2 separate regions of the Mus musculus genome follow, and region 2 is linked to region 1. A link is a loop called in an ENCODE intact Hi-C map of the cell type or tissue named here. Cell type or tissue: heart. All regions are shown on one strand.

Region 1 (4,000 bases):
ATCCTCCCACAGCCTTTACTGTTCCAACTTCAGTTTTGCTTCTGACAACTATCAGTCAACTCTCACCTTCAAGTTCATGGAACAGTACTCAGACTGTACTTAACCACAAAACCTCATGCTGAAATCTCAGATTGACCACTCTTTAATGCTTAATAATCTCGGATTACTTCCAGAACATGGAGACAGGTAAACAGCCGATCAAGCCAGGCACAGGAGTACAAACCCATGATCCCAGCACTTGGGAGACAGTCAGTAGGACCAGGAGTTCAAGGACAGCCCGAACTACCTAAAACTGTCTCAAAACACACAAAGAGCAAGTAACAACAAAACAGGGTGGGGTACTCTGCCCAGCCCTAAAAAATGCCCACCCCGTTTTTGTGGTGCCGGGTACTGGGAACAGGAAACTGTTCATAGGACATTAAAGCCCTAAACTCTAGAGGGACTTTCCCATCCCAGGAGGAAACCTTGGTATAAAAGAACCTTATTCCCCTTGTGCTAGATCTTGTGGAGAGGGCTTAGTAAAGGTTAGTCCCCTCCCTGGGTCTTTGTCACCTCTCACAGCTCAGCCTACAGAGCCCAGAGATGACCCCTTCCCCATTAATAGCCTACTCCACAAAGGGCAAAAGGGCTCCTGTTCTTATCTCTTCAGTCCAGCTTTCTCCTCAAAACCAGCTGGACAGGCTCACTAAACAGCTCCCAGGGTTGTGGGAAGGGGACCTATTCATTCCTCAATGCCTGGCAAAAATCTGTTCTCTGAATATTCTGTAACTTCTTTTTTTAGTATTTTTTAAATTCATTTTATTTTATTTATATGAGTACACTGTTGCTTCCTTTAGACACACCAGAAGAGGGCATCAGATCCCATTACAGATGGTTGTGAACCATGTGGTTGCTGGGAATTGAACTTGGTATCTTTGGAAGAGCAGTGGGTGCTCTTAACCACTGAGCCATCTCCACCCCATTCTGTAACACTGTAATTCAGCTCCCTCCTTAGGTATTAGAAATACTTTATCACGTCACATTATATTCTCGGAGAAATCCCACTGGTGTTTATATTACTTCTTGTCTGTCCAGGATAGGATAAGACTCCTACTTAAATGCTACTAACTGACAGATTTCGAGTCCACAAAGACAGTGTATACTGTGGTCACTTCTTTGGAGACCTTCTCTAGCCTAGGCAAGTGCTCCAAAAGGTGGGGGCTTAGGGGCTTTATTTTACTCTATAAAAGTATTTTGAGATTTTATTTTGTAACTTTGATCTGCATGTACATATCCACCATGTGTGTGCTTGGTGCCCTCAAAGATCAGAAGAGGGCATCAGAACTCCTGGAAGTGGACTTGCAGTTGGTTGGGAGCCGCCATGTGGGTGAGGGAATCGAACCCAGGTCCTCTGCAAGAGCAGCAAGTGCTCCTAACCGCTGAGCCGGCCCCCTAGAGGCTTGAGGATTACAACACTGATCATTCGTCCTGGTGTTAGCTTGCCACAGCTTCTGACAATCAAACCTAGCAGGCCAGAAGCCATGCAGATCCTAAAAGGATTGTACTTGAAGGGCATTTTACCGGTGAGGAGGCAGCTTATGAATTCCAAGCTCCTGCCACTTAGCATCTAGCTCTGGGTAAGTCACTGAAACCCTAATGACTCTTCGCTCCATTTTCTTCCTCTGTAAAGAAGGCTGTGCTTACAGAAAAGCCGCATGTTGTCATCGGGCATCTGTAGTGTGCTAGGCATTATACAGTCAGAAACAGCAGCTTTGGGAGATAAAGGTTTGGTCTATAGCAGACTTGAGGTTAACTGCAGCCTCCCTGCTTTCTAGAATGCTATTTGTCCTTAGCCAAGTTATTTCACCTAAGGCTTAGTTTCTTATCAAAGAAAAGGGTACCCTTACCTGGGAAGTCTAAACTGGGCAGGAGTCGGTGGCCAAGCATTTTAACAATAAGCTACATACAGCTCCAGCCCCATGATTTTATATGCTGTATTTGGAGGTTTTGAAACAATTTCAGAATGGATTTTGCTGCTTTGAAAAAAATATATTAAGTGTTGGAGAGAATACTCAGTGCTTAAGAGTGCCTGGCTGCTCTTCAGAGGACACAGGTTCAGTTCTAACATCTACAAGGTGGCTCACAACCATCTGTGACTCCAGGTCCAGGACACCTGATGCCCTCTTCTGGCCTCTGTGAGCATTGCATGCATGTACCGAACAGACATAAGTGCAACAAAACATCCATAAATGTAAAATAAAATGGAAAAAAGAAAAAAAGGGCTATAGACATGCGGCATAATGTCTCCCAAGTGCTGAGACTGAAGGTGTGTGCCACTACACCCAGCTAGAATCAAGACTTCTCCTTGTAGCTGGTGATTCTCTGGAAGAATCTGTCTTTCAATCAGGAGCACACTACAACCAGGATGGCTCATAAGAATGACGAGTAGGGGCCAGCCACAATGGCACAATGGAAAGAGACTGTCTCAAAAACAAGAGTGACAAGGAGGATAGACCAGTGTTCTTAACAGTTTCTGTGTCTCCATTTTGGACTGGATAGAGAAAGAATCAAAACTGGAGTGTTTCTACCTGGGCAGAGATGGTAGTGGTAAAGCCTATTATGAATAATCACAACTGCATCCTTATTCCAGATGCCAGATATATTATTCTGCATAGTCGTTAACTTAAAAAATACACTTGTGGGGGCTGGTGAGATGGCTCAGTGGGTAAGAGCACCCGACTGCTCTTCCAAAGGTCCTTAGTTCAAATCCCAGCAACCACATGGTGGCTCACAACCATCTGTAACAAGATCTGATTCCCTCTTCTGGTGTGTCTGAAGACAGCTACAGTGTACTTACATATAATAAATAAATAAATCTTTAAAAAAAAATACACTTGTGACACTTTTCTCTCCCTTTGATTTCTAACATCCTCAGACAGACAGAAAGGCCAAGCAGCCTAGACTTGAAATTTAGATGTTGTCCATTCTATGGTAGGAAAAAAAAGGACTTTGGAACGTTCAGTTGAACATAGGCTTGTACTAAAACAGAAGATAAAGCAGAAAACTGGATATGATCCTGCTCAATTCCTAAGTCTTTATTCAAAGATCTGAAATACTGCCTCAGGTCTGTCTGGCGAGTCTAGTGAGTGTTAAAGGCCTTAAGGACTTTTGTGATGTTTAACTTAGGTGCTTCTAAACTTTTTACATCATCAACTTCTTTGAGAATCAGATAAAAATCATAGAGCTTTGGGCTGGAGAGGTGGCTCAGCACGGGCTCAGTTCCAAGCACCCATATTAGGTGACTTATAGCCACCTGTAACTCCAGTTTCAGGGGATCCAAAGCCCTCTGGTTTTCATGGGCTTTATTGTACGTAGTAAACACAAACACAGACACACACAAATCAATCTTTTTTTTTTATGAGTCAGACTTTCCAAAATGTGTAACTTAAAAATGTATGCCCAATGTCACACTTGCACACACCAATGCCAAGAGGTCACCTTCAGATCTCTGTTTTATAAGTCTTCCTGACTTAATGAAGGCAGTGCGATAGCTGACTTAAAAGTGAACAAGCAACTTAATGAAAATGAATGGAAAGAGTGGGAGACAAGAATAACGGCTGCCTAGAAGGGACAGGGTATTTGTGGTACCAGATGGGATGGGAAAGATGCTAAATGGTTCAAGTGACCCACTAGATTACATACATGATCAATATCCAGTGTCCTGGATACTCAAGGTTAGCTAGTATCTAGTACAACACACTGGCTTGCTTGAAACAGTGTGCTTCTCCAACTGTTTATGCCCCCACACAGTTGCCCATTTCTGGGTCATATCTGGGTATCTATAATAACATAATTAAAACATCATGCAAATCTATGAAAATGTGGAAGCTAAGACATCTCAGCATGCTGAGGCAGGAGGATCGCAAATTTGAGGCCAGCGTGAGCAAAACTGTATAAACACAAAAATTAAATGTTTTGGAGAACTAATTCAAGAATATGTATTAAAACCCTGCCCAGTTAG
Region 2 (4,000 bases), 240 kb after region 1:
CTGGCCTTATCTGGAGCCCATGGACAGGAGCCTCAGCTCACAATAGACTTGGATTCAGCGGACTTCGGCTATGCTGTGGGTGAGGTAGAGGCCATGGTGCACGAGAAGGCTGAAGTCCCGGCTGCCCTAGAGAAGATCATCACCGTCAGTAGCATGCTTGGTGAGGGAGACAGGTCTTTGTGTGCGCAGCATGGTGGGGGAGGGAGGCAGGCCCTTCTATGCTCAGGAACATGGTGGGTGAGGAAGACAGGCAGGCCCTTTGGGCTGTCCTTTTTTCTCACTTAACCTCACTGCAGGTCCTTACTGAGCCATAGAGGAGTGGAGGGAAATCATTTTTGTAAGGAAAATTGGTTTTTTGTTTTGTTTTGTTTTTTCGAGTCAGGGTTTCTCTGTGTAGCCCTGGCTGTCCTGGAACTCACTCTGTAGATCAGGCTGGCCTCGAACTCAGAAACCCGCCTGCCTCTGCTTCCCAAGTGCTGGGATTAAAGGCATGTGGCACCTTTTAATTATGTGCTTTTGTTTTTTGTTTTTTGTAGAGATTTTCTTGAAAATCTAATTTGTTTACACTTTGATAAGAATCCTTTCCAATTCTTTAGTAGCTAATTTGGATTTTATTCTTCCCGGTTCCCAATCTTCATCCTGGTTATCACTTAATTCTCCTAGTTCTATTTATTAGGTCTCTGCTTTGATCCTTCCCACAAACTTCTCTTTTCTCTTTCAACTTCCTACATGGTTATTATTCCCTTGGCTCTTTCTGTGGTCTTCTATGTAGCCCAGGAAAGGCCTTAAGCTTGTGGCATTACAGGTGTAGGTAGCCACACCTCGTTGTCCATGCTTTTGGCTGAGCATGACACTGGTATGGGGGGCGGGGGCAGTGGTGAACTCTTTGTCAGATGTTTCTGTTTCCATGCCTAGTTCTGAAATAGCTCATCTGCACACTTCTGAGATTGTGCACTGCACTGGGCCTGACAGCCCTGGAGGGCTGAGCCTCCTTGGAGACCACCCGTGGAGTTTCCCTGCTGTGGGTCAGCAGGCTGCTGTCCATTAGCGATGTGTGCATCAGGCCGTTAGAGTTGAGGTTCTGTGAACGCCACTCGCCACTCCACAGCCCCTGCTTTCCTCTGTTTCCCATAGCACTTGGTTATCTTCTGTACTCCGCTGCCTGTGCTCCATTACCAAGCTAATGAGCTTTGGCTTGCCTAGATGGGCTTGAATCTTGATTGGGAGAAAGCGGTAATAAATGAAGTGAGTTGGCTCCCCTGTCTCCGTGGCACAGGATGCTTCTCTACCATTTCTCATTGCTGGAGGAGAGGCGCTTGGGTGGCTTTCCAGCCACACAACCCGAGTGGGTTTTTGCAGGGAGGTTTTCACTTCTGCAGGGAATGGGTGGGTTGGAGAAACTGCCCTGATGGCCTCTGGATTTTTAGTACTGCCTTGCAGACTTTGGAGTCCTGGCTGGGTAGGCAGGGAACAGAACCGAAGCATGTCCGAGGGCTCCACCTGCTTCTTTCCTCATTGTCCTCTTGCCCGCAGGAGTGCCAGCACAGGAGGAGGCACCAGCCAAGCTCATGGTATACCTACAGCGCTTCAGGCCTCTGGACTATCAGCGCCTGCTAGAAGCAGCCAGTTCTGGTGAGGCCACAGGGGACTCAGCATCCTGACAACAGCGTTCACTTTCCAAAAGGGAAGGTAACTCTGAAGCCGCCATTCACATCCGGACCCACGGTGCTCCTTTCCCTTACAACGGAGCCACTTTCCCCTCCAGCTCTGCCTGGTCTTTCGCCCACTCTGAGCTATCCTTCCTGGAGCCCTCCCTGGCTGCTTCCCTCATCCGTCAGATGCAATCTGTGGGCCGCCCCTCTCCCCTGGCCGCTAAGCAGCCTCCATTGATTTCCGCTCGTGTTTATAGGATTTCCACTTAGCCGTGATCAGTAGTTAAGCACAGGAAAATCCCTTGCCACCCCCCCCTCCCTTGGTCGATGCCATTGATTCTGCCAGAGGCTCTGAAGCCGCCTTACAGCTGAGTTAGAGATGAGGGGAAACAGCGGGGATTTCCCTGCCCTGGGGTGTAGGGAAGAGCAAGAAGGTGGGGAAAAGGTTAGGAACTCCTTAAGGGATCTAGAAATTCAGGGCCTGCTGCTGTGCCGGGAGGGTAGAGTGCTCAGTGTGGCAGTTTAGAGAGAACATTTGCTCTCCAACCCAGAGAGGGGTAGAAAGAAAATGGTCATTGTTGAGACCGGTTCCTAGGGTTTCAGGAAGTCATACTTCCTGTGGAGAAGGCACCACCCTTGCTCTTAACACATTTTTTTTTCTCTCAACTAGGTCAAAACAGGCCTCTCTTCCCTTCTCACGCTTCATAGACTTTATTTGTTGGGGAGGAGGCAGGCTCTCTATATTGCCTTGACAAATATAGGGTCTGAGTGCCACCTGCTGGTGGCCCTCAGGGTTGTGTCCCAAGCTGAGGGTGCAGAAAGATTTGAGAGGAGCCGAGGCAGTTATGAGGCAGGCAAGCTTAGGGAACAGGTTAGCAGCCTGGAACTCCACTTGGTTTGAGCTATGCACACCTCTCATCTCACTGCCACTTGGCATCTTAGGACCCTCAGCTGCACGCACCATGCACACACATTCTTCTAACAGTGCAGCCAGGACCCCGCCTGTATCGAGTAGCACTTAGAGCCCACTTCAGACAGTAAATCTCTCTTTCCCCAGCAGCCATCAAAACTCCCCTTCTGTGGACAGTTTTATTCAAACACTTTAGGACATACCCCAAAGTAGGGAGCTGATTAGGCCTAAACGGGTTTGGGGTAACCTGTGATCTTTGGGTGACCTTTTGAGGAGAACTCCCTATGGACCGTCCTATGCCTGTGCAGAATGAGTTAGCTTATGATTAAAGTCAGCTGCATCATGGGAAGGGTTACGCACAGAGAAGAAAGGCTGACAGAATCCAAGCCTGTCAATGAAAACAGAGAATCACTCAAATTATGCCACTTCACAGCTAACACCTTCGTTCCCTGAGACTTTATTAAAGGAACACCGGGTGACTGCCCTGGGCTCTTAAGACTGTGGTCATCACCCGTTTACAGAGCACTTCTAATTTGTACGCTCAGTTTGCCTTTAAATAAAGTTTACTTCGCCATTTACGTGGGTCTTTATTTCCGTTCCTTGAACACCAGGAGCCTGGAGACACCCAGGCCAGACACTGACCACAGTCGGTTACTGCCACGTCTCCACAGGCAAGTTATCCACCTCAAAGATCTCCTGTACTGGCTGGCCAGAGTGGTTGTAGGTGAGGCGCAGCTTAAGTCGCAAAGGTGCCTAAAAACAGGCAAGCAGAGACCAGGGTCAGGTCTCCTATTGCTTCGTCCCTCTTACCCGCAGCGTCTGACAACTCACCTGGTTAGGATTGAGGATTCTGAAGACCTGGGTGATGGGAAGACCACCCTGAGCTGGAATTGTGTTCCCACTGGGGGCCTGTAACTGCAGCTGGAAACTCTGAACATGGGAGATTTGGGCAGAGCATTGTAAGGCCCCTGGGCTCAGGCAGTCCTCCACATCCCGTGGCTCCCAAACATTTTTGGATAACACCCCAATAACACAATCACTCCTTTCCCATTATACTCTGCCTCCCACCCTCCTCCATTTCTTTCTGGCCTCTTCTCCTGAAATTCCCTGGCTACCTCTGAATGCTATTTTTTTTTTTTTCTTTTATTGAAACAGTGTAGCTCAAATTGGCTTCAAAGTCACTATGTTAAGGCAGGTTGGCCTCAAACAATGAGTCCCCCTGCCTCAGGTTTCTAAGTTCTACAATTACAGGCACCAACTATCACACCTGGCTAAACCCCACTGTTTTCAAACCTTGGGCACAGCTGCCTGGCAAACGAAGTGGGTAACATCCTCCTTTGAGGAGTTGGTGGTGGTGGCAGTGACTAAGAGCAAAGCAGGGGTCTCCAAGGGCCGCATGAAAGAAAGATCCAGCTGTAGGCCCTCACGCTCAAACACT

What was found. A loop is a pair of places that touch in the nucleus more often than their neighbours do. Peaks named below come from ENCODE experiments on the same cell type or tissue, not always from the same donor. Only the 100,000 strongest peaks of a DNase experiment are listed, where the experiment ranks them.
Region 2: it touches region 1 in a loop (2.4-fold over the local background); 2 of 42 quality-filtered maps call a loop at or near these places.

Annotation. Positions count from the first base shown.
Region 1 is chr14:54,858,542-54,862,541 of GRCm38, forward strand. All of the region lies in intron 1 of Homez (homeodomain leucine zipper-encoding gene), which reads right to left. Among named protein-coding and RNA genes, the nearest start is that of Homez, 3.6 kb to the right of the region's middle. In heart, a CTCF peak has its summit at 2,172 (motif pointing left); no DNase peak of the experiment used is centred here.
Region 2 is chr14:55,095,847-55,099,846 of GRCm38, forward strand. It overlaps Thtpa (thiamine triphosphatase), which reads left to right. Exons shown (of 2, transcript NM_153083.5): 1 at 1-160; 2 at 1,534-3,149. The coding sequence ends at 1,661. Ap1g2 (adaptor protein complex AP-1, gamma 2 subunit) reads right to left here. Exons shown (of 22, transcript NM_007455.5): 20 at 3,856-4,000; 21 at 3,394-3,492; 22 at 2,989-3,315. The coding sequence ends at 3,214. Among named protein-coding and RNA genes, the nearest start is that of Thtpa, 3.1 kb to the left of the region's middle. In heart, a CTCF peak has its summit at 2,441 (motif pointing left); a DNase peak (open chromatin) is centred at 2,485; H3K4me3 peaks cover 553 bases; H3K27ac peaks cover 1,131 bases.